Linked DNA regions of Mus musculus: region 2 is linked to region 1. A link is a loop called in an ENCODE intact Hi-C map of the cell type or tissue named here. Cell type or tissue: heart. All regions are shown on one strand. Links, peaks and the distances in the headings refer to the core of each region. The heading gives the core; the rest is flanking DNA.

What was found. A loop is a pair of places that touch in the nucleus more often than their neighbours do. Peaks named below come from ENCODE experiments on the same cell type or tissue, not always from the same donor. Only the 100,000 strongest peaks of a DNase experiment are listed, where the experiment ranks them.
Region 2: a loop joins it to region 1, with 2.1 times the contacts of the local background. A loop is called at or near these places in 2 of 42 quality-filtered maps.

What each region holds. Positions count from the first base shown.
Region 1 is chr8:118,573,720-118,581,639 of GRCm38, forward strand. The region is part of intron 2 of Cdh13 (cadherin 13); the gene reads left to right. Among named protein-coding and RNA genes, the nearest start is that of Gm24035, 150 kb to the left of the region's middle. In heart, for the core only: no CTCF peak of the experiment used is centred there; no DNase peak of the experiment used is centred there.
Region 2 is chr8:118,283,582-118,291,501 of GRCm38, forward strand. It overlaps Cdh13 (cadherin 13), which reads left to right and starts at 30. Exons shown (of 14, transcript NM_019707.5): 1 at 30-317. The coding sequence starts at 273. All of the region lies in intron 2 of Gm51555 (a long non-coding RNA gene), which reads right to left. In heart, for the core only: CTCF peaks have their summits at 4,083 (motif pointing right), 5,164 and 6,139; DNase peaks (open chromatin) are centred at 1,340, 2,210, 3,060 and 4,837; H3K4me3 peaks cover 2,258 bases; H3K27ac peaks cover 3,155 bases.

The sequences.
Region 1 (7,920 bases), core at 1,065-6,064:
TTTGTGGTTGGGGGTCACCACAACATGAGGAACTGTATTAAAGGGACACAGCATTAGGAAGGTTCTAGATTGTGTCAAGTTGGCAAAAACTTACTAGCATTACCTCTCATTCAGAAAGTCAACTGGGGCCCACCGGGGGATTGCTACATCTGCACACCAAGTTCATCTGATAGTTCTTTCAATACCTATCAATGTCAGTGGGCAAGGTGCACCCTCAACCAACCCCATGAGAGGAGGTACTGTCAACCCTATTCATGTGCACTGCTCAACACTGGTAGACTTATGGGTAGAGAAGATGGAACAGGGTAGCTTGGTTCAACCATTGGCCCCACTGGCTACTAAGTTCTGTGTCTCTTCTTTGGCTCCTCTGTGAGCTCTCTTTTGGAGTCCTTAGTGATGTGAAGACTACCACAGAGACACGCTTTTCCTCAGGCCTCTCAGGTGTGTGCTACAACCCTAACATGGTATCACCATAACTCAGACATGTCCTAGGCAGGCAGTCCCCCTCTTAGCCCCACACACCACTGAAAAATGAGATCTACAGAGGACTCTATTCTGGTCAAAGAACTAACAATAGTAACCAGCATTTGGCAAAAACTCTAGAGACCTGTTTCCCACTGGAAGAGCAGCCATATTGGGTTTTTTTTGTTTTGTTTTTAATTTTTATCCAATCTGTGACTCATGTCCTGTGCTGGTCACAGAGATATCAAGGCCCATTTCTATAAACACTCATGATAATTTTTAAGCTGTTTTCTTTCTTGGCTGCTTTATTTTCGTTGGCTAGGTGGGGAGGACTTTTAAATGGAGTCACTTTCTCTTTGAGTCACACATTCCAGAAGAACAAAGCTATTACCTGCACAAAGCTATTATACTGTTTACTCAGAGATCTGTTCTAAACCCCGGTGTTGGAACTAGTACCTGGTAAATATGTAGAAGGTGTTGTCCCAGTATATACAGTGTTGAACCAGTGACCATGGAGATTACCCTTCTTATGTTATCCCTGGACCCAAGAACCAAAGACATATGATCCATCCATAGTCATGTCTACTTGAAAACTATTTTGTAGCGATGATAATATCTGTGTGGTTTATAGATTATGTTCTTCTTATTAAACACATCTATTTGTGTGTGTGTGTGTGTGTGTGTGTGTGTGTGTGTGTGTGTGTGACATGATTAGCCATGACCTTACTGTCTATAGCTGGCCTGGAACTCACTGTGTAGACCAGGCTTGTATCAAACTTGCAAGAATAGATACTCTTACCTCGGCTGCTTGGGTGCTTGGATTACAGGTTGTAGAATCAACCCTGTGCTTCATACTCTTTTCCTAAGAGAAGCCCTTGACCAGTACAGTTGGAATAAACGCCTCCAGGCTGCAGAGCCTTAGTGACTCTCAACCCCATCTTCCTAAGGTGGGATATTCTGACTCAGGTCTTCTGTGTGGTCTCTTTAGGTCTCCAACTCTATTAGACTTCACTGCCCACCATTACTTAGCTACTCTTAGCTCTCCACCAGCCCTCCTTTCTTTCTTTGCCTCTGACACTTTGGTCTTTTCTTTTCTGATGCTAGGAAATCAAGGCCTTTCCCATTCAGTTTACCACTGAGCTATACATGTGTCTTTAAATAGTTAATGAAAATCCCAATTACAAAAAACAAAACAAAACAAAACTTTTTTTAAAAAGACAAACTATAATGTATAAGAACAATAATTACATGTTAGCTTTGAAATATAGCACCAAGTTTACCTTGTGTTTTCCTGTCACTATGGAAAGCTGGACTGAGGTGACGGAGATGCAGCCTGCTGACTGGGGATGAGAATGGTCCCCCCTCAACACAACCCCCGTTTGGCAGAAATGCCAGAGCCTGTACAGAAGGGCACTGAGCCACACAAGCAATAGCTTCTCCTGCAGCTATTTTCCCAGCAATATGAAAACACCCAAGTTCCTTTGTAAATCCTACCCCAGAGAAGACATGAAAAGGGATGTGGAGGCCGTGAATGCGGTCCTACAGAGAGTTTAGCTTCCTGGGGGTCTGCTTAATGCAGGAATGGAGCTCTCTCTGAGAGCTGAGAGGATTAACTGATCAATGGGTTCTTTTAGATTAGCCTCCTCAGATATCAGTGGTCTCCACAAGCCTTAGATGAGATAATACGATATTTTCAATATTGAGCTTTGCAGTGCCTGAAAGGACTGTGCTTGTGAGAGAGATAACTCAACTCCAACCTTACGCAGCCTGAACTGGCCCCGAGTGAGTCTGCTATTGTCTCTGTTCAAAGCCTGATATCCTGGTCTCTCAGGGAGTCCTGAGGTAGCCTGAGACGATGGCTGTGTTCAACGAAACTTCAAGGGGGACATCAGGCTGAGTGCGGGCAGCTTATTTAAGCAGCATAGAGAAACAACAGCCGTGGAGAACAGATGTGTCCGTGTAGGAACGAGGAGTGTTAAGCCACAGTGTGAGGCAAGTTGGCAGGAGCAACTTCAGCATACAGGGTAACGAATGTCACCATTACCTTCTTCTCCCATGCTCGCTCACTATGACATTTGGGGAGCGGGGACACTCACGAATGAACACAAGTCATTATGGGAACAACAAGAATAATGCAGAGGGCATAGATTCTCTTACCTGAGGAGGAGCTGGGTTAACACCAAGCATCTAGAGAGACATTCATGCCAGCCCCTCTCAGTTGAGAGCCAACCCCAGAAAAGGTTTTAATCCATAGTACTTACTCTCTACAACAGTAGATTTGCATATGCATGAAGTATATATTCCAGAGTTAAATAAGACCATTAGTCTATGACTACCTCTCCATCAGAAAGTTCTAGGATTTTTCTAGATACCACCAGCACTGGCAAGGCATAGAATGAGGGTACGGGCCAACATCCTCTTGGTTTATGGGATGGAAACCTAAGATGGAGCATGCGCTGAATGAATCTCCTGTGGTTCTGGGGAAAACCCTCAGACACAAAGCAACACCTTTGTAGCAGAGGAGGAATTGTCTAAGCCACAGAAAGATGAACTAAGATGGAGTCTGAGGAATGAGCCTGACCAAGACCCTCTTTGTGGGGCTTAATATAGTCAACTCGATAGGCTCCAGAATCACTGAGGGGACAAGCCTCTGGGCGTGCCTATGAGGGGTCCTCTAGATCAGGTTAATTGAGGTAGAGAGAACCATCCTAAATGTGGGGAGCAACACTCTATGTGCTGGGGACTCAGACTCCATAAAGGAAATAAAGCCTCATGCTCCTGCTGCAGCGCCTGCCTGTCACAAAGGGTGATTATCTCTGAAGCGTGGGCTGAGGTAACCCTGGTCCTTCCTGAAGTTGCTCTGTCAGGGAGTTGCTGGAAGACGCATCAGAAACCAGGAGTCAGAGTGTTGAGTAAGCTCTGGCCTCACTGTTGAACTTCAAAGGATGTTCAGTCATGGCGATTTGCCTGCACCGGTTCTCTTACCATAAGTATAAAATCACTATGGAGCATCTGGGGACCCTCTACTCTTGCTCCTCCTTCTTGGTTTTGATACTGGTTTTCTGTTCGCTTTTTACAAAAGTGAAAGCTTACCTCAAGATTTATACTGTTTGTGGCTAGTATCGTCTAGTGAAGAAAGCCCAGATTTCTGTTTCTTCTGAAATTTAACTATGGTGTGTGTGTGTGTGTGTGTGTGTGTGTGTGTGCGCGCGCGCGCGTGTGCGAACATTGTTCTGCATCTACAGAAGTGATATGGGCCCTATACAAATAAATATTCTTAACTAAAAAAAAATATGAGTCAGTACATTGACCTGTGGGTCCCAAACTTGTCAAATATGGTACCCCATTTTCCCCGTGCTGTTGCTGTAGGTGCTATGAAGAGCACTTGTGATTCCTTGGAATTTATGGGGTTAAAAGTCAGCAATCAAGCCTGGAATTTAGAGATGAAGATATCAGAATGAATTCGAATGCTATCACTTAAATGTGTCACTTTGCTGAGCCAAGGAAATAGCTCCACCAGCAAAGTGCTTTGTAAGCATGAGAAACTGAGTTTAACCCCTAAAGCTCATGGGGGAAGAAAGCTGGTGAAATAGTGTACATCTGAAGGTACACAAGAAAGTACCAAGAAAGGCAGGCAGGTGGGTCCCTGGAGACTGCTAGGGAACTAGCCTAGCATATCTGTGGGTAACAGGCCATTGAGGGTCCCTGTCTTAAAAGACACTATTGCTGATGCCAAGAAGTGCTTGCTGACAGGAGCCTGGCATAGCTGTCTTCTGAGAGGCTCTGCCAGCACCTGACTAATACAGATGCAGATACTCACAACCAACCATTGGACTGAGCCTGGGGACCCCAATGGAAGAGCTTAGCTGAAAGCCTGAAGGGGCTCAAGGGCATTGCTACCTCATAGGAAGAACAACAACAATATCAACTAACCGGACCCCTTCCCCAGAGCTCCCAGGGACTAAACCACCAACCAAAGAGTATACATGGATGGGTCCATGGCTCCAGCCACATATATAGCAGAGGACTGCCTTATCTGACATCAATGGGAGGGGAGGCCCTTGGTCCTGTGGAGGCTCGATGCCCCAGCATAGGAGGGTGCTAGAGCGGTGAGGTATGAGTGGGTGGGTGAGTGGGGAGCACCCTCCTAGGGGCAAAGGGGAGAGGGATGGGACGGGGGTTTTCAGTGGGGAGATTGGGAAGGGAGACAACATTTTAAATGTAAATAAATACAATAACCAATAATAATGTAATGGAAAAAATAATAAAATATATCTATAAAGGAAATAGAAGACAAGATTGAACATATCCCAAGAAATGACACCTGAGATTGCCCTCTGGCTTCTTCGTGCATCCACACATACATCTTACACACACACACACACACACACACACACACACACACACACACACACACACCAGACAGTATTGCCTTGAGCATATACCCTGTTCTGTAGTTTTGGGCTTTACACCTGTGGAATGGAGGCAGCATAACCAGCAGTCACCACACGGAGTCATTTGGAGACTGGAATGAGACAATAAACATCGCCATACTTGCACAGAGCTGAATCTCAGCAGTTATGGTCATTATAATTGCCACCATTATTTCTCCCAAGGGCTGGCTTGTGGCTGCCTTCAGTTTGGGGCCTGGGCCTACCCTTCCTTCTTTAGTACTGAGTTTGCTTCAGGTGTAGTTGGCAAACAGAGCGAGCTGGGTGCATCTTACCTACTCACCTCGGGCCCCCAGTGCGTCTCTTAAGATGTTTGGAGAAAACTAATCAGCATGTCCATTTGTTTTCTCATTTTCTTTGGCTGGCGTCTACCGTGGCCACTTGATTAGCAATCAGCCCCGCGTTGGCAGGCACACTCGGGCCCTGTTCTTCCTAATCAGAGATGTAGGAAGCAAATGCGCGTGTGGAGAGAGAACCCTTTTTTGAGCTCCTGTCCCATGACTCTTAATTGTTGTATTTCTCAAACCCAACCCAGCTGCAAGCTTTATCAGGGAAACATTTATTCAGATAACAAGCCTCCCGGATGAAAGAGGGATAATTATTTTTTGCAAATGCCTTGGAATTGCTGTATGGTATAGCACAGCTCATTCCCTAGTCTGGGAAGGTACACATTTGGGCTGAACCATTGCTTTGTAAATGGACAATTCGACAAGCATATGACTGGAAAGTTCTGGCAACTGGTTCCAGAAAACCATTTAGTGAAAACAAAGCATCAAAATAAGAAACAGAATTATGATCAGAGTGCTCCGAAAGCTGCCCATGGTGCACAGAGTACCTGAATACCATCCATTCAGTCACTCATTCATCCATCTATCCATCCATCCACTCATCCATCCATCCATCCATCTTTCCATTCATCCATCCATTCATCCATTCATTCATTTATTCATCCATCCATCCAGGCATTTATTCATTCATTCATCCTTCCATTCATCCATCCATCCATCCATTAATCCACCCACCCATTCTTTCTTTCATTCATTCACCCATTCATTTGTTTCCTAGCTAATGTTTTTGAGCTCCTGTTATATGCTTTGTTGTTTAAAAAAAAAAAAAAAACCTTAATGTTTTAAGTAAGAGAGAACCAATGACAACCATCCCCTGGCTATCAGCTGTGATTTCCCATCCTATCCATGAGTTCAGAATAGCTTTGGTCTGAAGTCCTCCATGCCTTGCCTAGAGGCGTGAAGAGCTGTGCATTCATGTTCTTGAGTGGTGGGGACCAACGATCACTCTAGCCCCAGGGTCATGTGTTCTGCCTACTTAGTTGCCTCACTTTGTCCTCTTCGAGTTCCACAACCTGCGTGTGGAAGATGGCTATTCCTCCCACTTCTATGCCCATTTCTATGTGTTCTGTGGTAATTCTCAAAAGCACCAGCTACAGATAGAATTTTGAAGGGGACTGCTCCTAGCTGTCTGTGCCTAGCTTCCTGGTACCATCTTGCAGTTTCCTATCCTTCTTCTCATCTCCTACCCTTAACATTCTACCCAGTGTGCCTGGCCTGCTATGTTCCCTGGGTCTATGCACCATCCCGAGATCCAGTCTTGAGGATGCATGCCCACACTCATGAAGTTCTCCCACTACGACAGTTTGCTTCCCTCTTCAATGAAACTCCTTGCAGTGACAATTTGAGGATGTATTGATCTATTTTGAATGTCTTTGTCAGACTCGGGAACTTTAAGTCTCTCCTTTTCTGTCCCTGGTTTCTTATTTTCCTGTTTGATGAAAAAGTAAAACAAAAGAAAACAAAACAAACAAAAAAAAACTGCTTTAAATTTTAATGAAGGCCAAACACTCACTTTATCATGGCCCTTCCTGTATCCCATATAAGCAGTATTTTGCATACACCAAGGTCGTAAACTTTTTATGCTGGCTTTTCTAAAGCTTGATTTCTTGAGCTTTCATGGTTAATTCTATCCTAAATTCATTTTGTGTAGAAATCAAGATTCATTCTTCCCATTGCTCCAGAGCCCCTGATGGAGACCGCCTCCTTCCCCAGTCCCTCCCCACTCCCTGGATTCTGGTGACCACTTTAACTACATGGTCACATGCATGGTCTCTATTTTTTTTAAATCACTTTGTTTGCTGTTATAGTACTAGATGGGGAGAGATTGAATCCATGGCCTCCTGCACTACCCCTGAGCCGTATCCACAGCCCCACGTCTTCCAAATGAGATAGGGTGTGTCACTAAGATGTCCAGGCTGACCTTAAACTTAAGATCCGCTTGCTTCAAGTAGCTGGCCTTATAGGATCGATCGCTAGGCTCAGCTTATTTCTGTAAACCTTTCCATTTTCTCGATCTTCATCTTTCTGCTAATGCCAGGGTGGAGATTTTAAAGATTGTTTTCCCATTTGCATATGCATTCCTTTATTCTTAAAATTGTTTTACTAATTACTGTGACAGTGTGTGTGTGTGTGTGTATGGTATGTGTGTGTATGTATATATGTGTGTGATGCCTGTATGGTGTGTGTCTGTGTGTGATGCCTGTATGGTGTGTGTATGTGTGTGTCTGTGTGTGTGTATATGGTATGTGTATGTATGTATATATGTGTGTGATGCCTGTATGGTGTGTGTGTGTGTGTGTGTGTGTGTGTGTGTGTGTGTGTGTGGTATATGGTAGACTGAGAGGCAGAGAAGACAATTCTATTGAGTCCATTCCCATCTCCCACCATTACCTGAGCTCCAGGGATCTAACTCAATTAGTGAGGCTTACTCAGCAAGTGCATTGAGCTGTTGAGCTAGCTCAGCCAGCTCTCAGGTCCTGCTGGGAAGTGCTTTTAATATTTAACACAGACTATAATGTGAACCAGAGGGCTTAAGCTGAAGGAAAAGGGGTCAGAAATGAGTCAGTTGAGTGAAAGTCTTCACAATTTGCCCTCTAGGGCAAATTTACTTTCTCGTGGCTCCCAGTTTGAGTTCATGTAAGTCATGGGAGCTAGGCACT
Region 2 (7,920 bases), core at 1,225-6,224, 290 kb before region 1:
TGCTCGGAGGGGGCTCTCCCTGCGAGGTGCTCGCCCCTATCTGCCATGCAAAACGAGGGAGCGTTATGAAGGAATCCGTCTTGTAAAGCCATTGGTCCTGGTCATCAGCCGCTACCCAATGCTTTCGCGATGCTGCCGCTGATCTATTTGGGAAGTTGGCTGGCTGGCGAGGCAGAGCCTCTCCTCAAAGGCTGGCTCCCACGGAAAATATGCTCAGTGCAGCCGCGTGTGTGAATGCAAACGCCGCCAGGCGCTTCTTCTAGTCGGGCAAGATGCAGCCGAGAACTCCGCTCACCCTGTGCGTCCTGCTGTCCCAGGTAGGGAATGTGAGCCGCAGTCAGCGCGCTCCCACCAGCTTTCTGCATTCAGATCGCCCTGCTTGGTGATGGCCAGAAGCAATCGGAGGGACGCGGGGCTTCTGCTAGCCGCCGTGCAGATATACCCGGCTAGCTCAGATGCGAGGTCACCCTCAGCTCCGATCCTAGAGGAGCCTGGCTCCTCTTGCCGGCTAGTGTGTGTGTGTGTGTGTGTGTGTGTGTGTGTGTGTGTGTGCGCGTGTAAGCTCATTCTAGGGAAGACAGAGCCTTTTTGCAAGCAAAGCGACATCCTGGCTGACATCAAGTAGGGTAACTTTGGTTCGCCTCCTCCCGAGGTTCGTGCATCGGATACACACTCCTTTCGAGGCGACTCCTAGGGATTGTGCTTGCCCCGTAGCCCAGTGCCTTAGCCGGGAGGAGGGGGGGCGGGAAGAGCCATTCGGTTCAGCCGGCAGCCGGGCTGGGAGAGGCCGGAGCTGGCATCACTGACTTCCCGGGGCGCTCGTCCTCTCTTCGCCCAGCTCGGCTGGCGAGCTGCAAGGCGCCTCCCGCCAGCGGATCTCCGCAGCCCGGCTGCTGCTGTCTTTCAAAGCAAGGCGCCCGCCGCTCCGGCTTTGGGGTCTTCCGGCTCTCCAGCTCCGGGCTGAAAGGGGCCTGAGCACGATCCCCGGTCTCCTCTGCATAGCGCAGGCCCACTACCCCCAGCCCCTTGGGCCCCCATTGTCCAGACAGCTGGAGCTCCTGCCCGAGCCCAGGCTGCAGCCTCTGTTGTCTTCCCCGGGCGGGCGGGTGGCGCTGAGCACAAGGAAAAGTTCAAGCCTCCTCACCAGGCTGCAGCTGCCTGGCAGATAACCCTCCAGATCCTTGCGGTGCCAGGGCAAGGTTGGGAGAGCAGGAGAGGCATGTTGGGGCTCTCCTCAGCCCGGCTGAAGCTCGGAGATCCCTGGAAGTTTGGGTGTAGGAAAGCAACACTTAGGGGACAGGCCAGAGGCACTGGAGGCTGAGGAGGCACGCCCAGTCCTCCTCTAAGGACTGAAGCTCCAGGAAGCATGCTGGCATACTGGCTCGGTCCCTCCTTGTCCTTTTAGGCAGCCTCTGGGAACTAGAACTGGCAGTCTACAAGTGGGTAGTTGCAGAAGTGCAGGGCCATGCAGAGAGAATGGGGGGGGGGGGTGCGGGAATGCCTGAGGCATGGGTGTTGAGTTTTCTGGGCAGGATTCTTGGGTTCCAGTGGAAGAGGCACGGGGTTGTACATGAAGTGGGAAACTGGAGATGAAGTCAGGGTTCGGTAGGAAGCCTTCTAAGGGGAGATGGCTGCTGGAGAGGAGCTGGCACCCCAGAAATGCAATGACCATAGAAATGACCCAAGGGTGTGTGTGTGAGTGTGTGACCCTGCCAGGACCCTGGGTGACAGAGTAGTAAGATGCTTTCTGCTGGGCAGGCTCTCCTGTCCTGAGTTCTGACATCTCTGTCAGTGGACACACAGTCCTGGGGCACACACAGTTGTTGCTCTTTTCTATTAGAGGTTTTCTAGCTGATTCTCTAGGGCCCTGCTATGGATCCCATCGTTGCTTTGGAAGCAGCTCCCCACCTCTCCAGGGCTCTAACTATCCCTAAGGCAGAGAAGGTTGTGTGCCTCCTAATTTCGCAAGGTGGGGCAGAGCACACCTGGGTAGAAAGATCCAGACAGATCCTTCCTGTCCTCTAATGCTAGTAGACCCACCATGGGCAAAGCTGAGCTTTCAGGCTCTCCACAGTAGAAGAATCTATTACCATCATCAACCCTGGACCTGCTGGGTGAACAAGGCAGCGTGCAACAGGCAGCCCTAGGCAGTGGATTTCACAAGTCCCGCCTCTCTGGGAGCGGTTGGCATCTGGGGCATGGACTCCTGCCTTACCCGGGACTTTTCTAGTTCTCCTGTCTTAGTATGTATTAGGTTCCAGGGCTCATGCAAACTGATGCTTATCTATGGGCACAGCAGACTGGGGGTGGAGGTGGGGGAGCTCCGGGGAGCCTGCCAGGGGCCTAGGGGCTTCCTATGGGGCACCTCTGCAGAGCAACAGGGGTGTCTTCTTCTCCCGCAGGGCCGGCTGGCAAAGGTGGCTTTAAAAGCCCACTCAGTTGCTTCTGAACTGTAAATAAATGGCCAGCCCTGGGGGGTTTTAGCTCTCACTTTGATTGTCTTGCATAATCAGAGCGCTCATCTGCATGAAGATAGTGACTGCTGTTCTCTGGGCTGAAGCACCTGGAGGGGAAATAGTCTCCACCCCATGCAAGGTGCAGCGGAGTTCACCAACAACAGGCTTAAACGCAGGGGGTTGGAGGCTTGGGTCTTTGTGCCTCCAAGAAAAATGAACATATGTGTGTGTGTGGTGGTGGTGGTGGGGTGTCTCAGTGCCTTTGAGTCAACAAGCCCAACCCAAACTTTCCTGAGGCAGAAAGGAAACAGAGGAATGACAAAAACAATGTGAAAAAGTGAATTACTCACTGCCCTGCAGAGCTAGGGCAAGCCTGTGTGTGTTTTTCCATGCAGTCAAACATAAAGCAGGCACTGGGCCCAGCTTGGAAGCTATCAGTCTCTGGCTGCTCATTGGCAGACTTGCCACCTTCCACATTTGCATGCATTGGGGGTGAGGTGGGCTGGGGGGGGGGGGCGCGGTTCTAAACAATAAGGACTAGAAGACCTTTTTTCTCACCCCCACCCCGGGTGTTCTGGGAAAACCTGTCCCGGAAGCAGCAGCTGGAATTTGGCCACTGACCCAAAGGAGCAGAAGTGTGAGTTAGAAATTCCACTGTGGTAGGGATTGCCCACTCCTGGGAGGCAGCACTTCCACCCAGCCCAGCTTCGCACAATGCATGAGCAATCCCCCAAGAATTAACTTCTAGGGAGTGGCTCAGGTCTTGAGACTGTCCCTCCATGTGTTCCCGAGAAGTATTCCCTGGGATTCTGTGGCTCTGGCTTGAAGTGGGAAAGTTCTCCCCGAGAGAGAGTGAGAGTCTGGCATTTCAGGACTTTAAGTGAGTCTCCACAACTTCTCATGTGGCCGCCACTCTGCCCATTCTATTTTAAGAGCCTGGTTCATGTGCAAAGCCTTTCCGATGAGGGCAGGGACTCAGAGCCTGAGAGGGCACCTCCAGCCTGTGGCTCCTGCTTAAGGCAGCCTGCACTGTTCAAAAGTTCTAGGGGACCAAGGATTTAAAGTGGTAAAAGTTCACATGTCTAAACACTCTTATAAATATTTTTAGCAAACCCCAAAATAGTTTTAATACACCGCCAGGCTGAGTAAGTGACCTGGATTTATGTAACTCCAGCATGTTACTGGAAGCCTCAAAGGTCTTCTTAGCAGATCTTCCTCTTCTACCTCCTCTCTTCTAGAAGAGAAGATCCTCTGTGTGTTAAAGTAAAATCACCCATCCTCCCCCACCCTCCAAGAAAATTATACCCAGCCATGGTACTATCTTCAGGAACTAGGACTTGGCTATGACAATCAGCTATGACAATCACTTGGTCACCTGAAGTTAACTCTCTGGATGAAGGGAGCGCTCATGTCTTCAAAACCTTATCTTTCCTTGCTGTCTAGAAGTACAGCTACCCTAGGAGCCCAGGTAACTCCTGTTTTGTGGAAGCCAAAGCTGCCCTTTCCATCCCTCCCTGGCTGACAGGCACATTATCCTAACAGCCAAAAATCGGTCAGCGGTTGCGTGTGTGCGCACACATGCCCATCTTTGTGTGGTTTGATCTTGTTTTGTACCTGGTGAAATTTTTCTCCAGAAGGGGGCTCCATCCACAGCCTTACAAAATCCCGAGCCTGCAGTTCTCGGTCTGGAGAATTCCTGTGAAGCAAAGCGGGTCCTTCAGAAGGAAAGTCTCTTTCTTCGAGATTTTCTGCTACAGGCTGTCCTGGATGGGAGGTTCTGTCATTCCCCATTGAGCTGTTCATCCTTCTCTCTTCCCTTCTTCTCGTTGCTGTGGTCCCTGTTCTATCTTCACTCCTCCATCCTTCCTTCCCTAGAAAGGCGAAGGCAGGAGTGATTTTCAAAGGGCTTTGCAGACAACGCAGTCTGGACTATAATGAAGTTTGGACATGTCCTGGCCTTTTGATTTTGGTTGGATCTGGCTTTGTTCTTCAGGCAGCAGAAGCAGAAACCATTCCGTCTGGGAAAGAAGATAATTTTTCCCCCCAAGACACACCATCCAGAAGAGTGAATCCCCCAGTCTCAGCTTGTGCCCCAGCACCTCCTGAAAAGGAGAGGGAAATATTCGTCTGTCATCCAATCACAATGACCAGTCTGGTAGAATCAAGTCAAGTAGCCAGAGGCTTGGGCCCTCCTTCCATTTAGCTGTCAGCAAGGTGTCCAGACGCCTTGGAGAATCTGGCCTCCTGAGGGATGCTGCCAACACAATTCTCCAGGGCTCGTCTCCTCTGCCACCACAGATGTGGGATGGTGGCTGTATCCTCGGGTTAAAAGTGAGAGTCCTCCTTCTCTCTTGGGTTAAGACTGGCATCTGAGACATCTCCCCACCTAGGCAGAGCCCAGAGGGGGAGGTGGATTGGGTGATTAGCAGACTGGAGCTCCTGCCATCTGCTTGCTGGGATGTGTCCCAACGCTTCTGCTCTGGCTTCTGGACAGGGCTTGCAGACTGGCAGCCCCTGGTCTGCTTGAACCAATGGGTGGGGGTGGGGGGGAGAGGACAACTGGTGCCCATTTTTTTTTTTAAATTCATGACATCAATATCTTTGAAAGATGCTTCAGGTTCCCTGCATTTCTTGAAAACTCGGCGGCCCTTGCTATTTATTTAAGCTCTCTTTCTAAGTGGTGCTGGTTGGCAGGAGCTGAGCCACTACTGCCCCTTCAGGACAGAACCTACTTTGCATTTGGTCAGAAAACTCCCCAGCCCCTCCCCGAAGCACAGCACCCACTGTAGGAATTCCACGCCCTTGAACCCATCACTGAATGACTCTGTTCTCATAAACTGAGGCTCAATCCAATCAACATGGATAACTTCTTAGTGATATGTTACTTTAAAAGGAAGTTGCATGGGCATGGGGTATTGGCCCTGTGGGTAAGAGTGTTTGTTGTACAAACATCAGGACTTGGGTTTAAAAATCCCCCCAAAACCAATGTGTCTGAAACCCCGGCGCCATGACAGACGGAGACAGAAGGATCACTAGGGCTTGGTGGCCACCAGTCCACCTTCAGATTCAGTGAGAAAACCTGCCTCAAGGGAACACGACAGGGAGTGGTGGAGCAGTCGTGTAGACTCTGAACAAGTGCACACAAGTGTATGCACTCCCTGACCCCACATGTGCACACACACCACACATTCACATAGTAATAGTGGCACACAGTAATGAAGGTGATGAAAGGGAGGAGCAGGTGGCTTTTGGATCCCTATGATGAAATACACAGATGTGGCTGTGGGTGCACCAAGGCTGCCCCTCCTCCCCCAGAAAATTATTATCAGAGCTCTTGGGGATTAACAGTACCCAGACTGGAGGCTCCACTCACAGTAATGACATGTAGACCTGCAGCGTCCCTGCAGCGCTGAGTCACTGTGAAGCCTGGTATGTTAGAGATATGATATGTGACCTGTGATATGTTACACCCTCCACATCCCCATGTTTCAGGAGCGGGGGTGTGGGGGGGGGCGCAGGAACGGGTAGCTGAGAAATCACATTCTCAATTGCAAATACGAAGCAGAGAACAAACTGGAAGTGAGGCAAGGCTATGAACCCAAAGCCTGCCCCCTCCCCTCCCCCCCTCCCAGTGATAGACTTCTTCAGCAAGGGTACATCAGCTCCCCAGATGGCGCCACTGAGTGGGATCCAAGTGTTCAACACCTGAGCCAATGGAGAGTATTTCTCATTCAAACCTCCACACTGCTGGTGATGGTTCGCATCTGTCTTGAACATTTGGTTCTCACTGTGGTCCTGAATGCAGTACCAGTGCTGTAGATGTTCTCTGGCTCCACAAACATTACAGTAACCTGTGTGTCTCGTCCCATTGTATTGAGCAGGCCTCTGAGGACTCTTTGCCATAGTTACAACCCCCACCCCCCACTCCCAAGGGAGGGTAAAAATAACTATACAATCCAGAAGTCAAGTGATTTTTTTTTTCCCACTGCCAGCCAAAGTCAAGTTCTTGAAAATTAACATTAGCAACAGGCACGTTTTGGCATGTCACATCTAACTTCAAAGACACCACCCAGTGTCACCCATCTTCTGTAGAGGCACAAAGACCCCGTGTCTCCCAGATGAATACAAGCTGGGCTGGGTGGAGGGCGGAAGCATTGACACATGCCCAGGGAGGGCCAGAAGTGAGCTCATCTTCCTGCAGAGCCTGGAGACCTGCAAGGGAATGTGGCAGCCATCATCCCTGTCTCTGGTCCCCGTGGGCTGTTGCCTCGCTTCCAGGTGGAGGAATACCATTTGTGTTGTGTGATCCAGGACAGAGATGGCGGCTGTGTCCTCCTGGGGCATGTGCTTCAGAATTGGGGTAGGATCCATAGCTGGGCTGGGCAGGACAGGCTCACCCTCAACTGCCAGGAGCTGTAGGCATTTGGGGACATCTGACTCAGAGGTGACAAGTTATAGCCTGTGGGCTGGTTCCTGCCTGAAGCTCGTTCTTATAAATAGTTTTCTTGGACTGAAGCCACCCCTCTTTTGTTTATAGCATTGTTACTGGCTGCTTTGTGCTTGAACAACAGAGTCAGAGCTGCCTGGCCTTCAATGCCGTCTGTCTCTTTGCAGAAAAGTCGGCTGGCCCTTGGTTCAAGTCAAAACTGCAGGCAAAGTAGGTGCATAGAGACTTTTCAAAGGGGTGTGGTGAGGGACTCTCCCTCTCAGGCCTCAGGACTGAAATAAGTTGCTCGCAGGAGAATTCACTTTGGACCAGTAGGCCTGCAGATATCTAGGATTTCTGTGGCAGTCAACTGTGTTTCATATAAGAGTGTGGTGTCTTAGGGTCCTGCTGCTAATATGGCCGATTCAGTTTCTGTTCTCTTGGGGGCTCTGCTTGGCAGGGGGGAATCAATATCAATTAATGAATAATTTAAAAGCAAGACAACCACCGCGGAGGAAGGCAACACAGTGGTGTGAGGTTGAACCACCATGCACACCGCTAACTGAAATTATCCACCCCGTGATGGCACATATTGCTGTCATCTGATTCATCCAAGTCTGTATTCCTGTGGATCACAACAGTACCTGGCACAGCGTAGGCATCCAGCAAACATGAATGGATGAACAGATGGATAATAGAAGTCAGGAAGGCATCAGACCCAGATACAAGGTCTAGGAGACTTCTCTGACAGCCTTGTGATGGAGCGCAAAGCTTCAGGAGGAAGTAGGTGTACTGAAGCCTAGGAGAAGGTGGGCATGGGAGAGGCAATCCACAAGGAAGGCACAGACTGAGTAATGCCTCTGTGCAGAAGGACAACCCAGCCTGAACAGTGGTAAGGGGTATGGCCAAGAAGTGGCAAGCCCTTGGGCCTTTGCTGGTCACTTCAAGAGTTTCAATGTTTGTTTCCAAGTGATGGGCAGCTCTGTAGATCACAGGGAGTGGCACAGTCTGATTTCCACTCTCACAAGGTCATCCAGC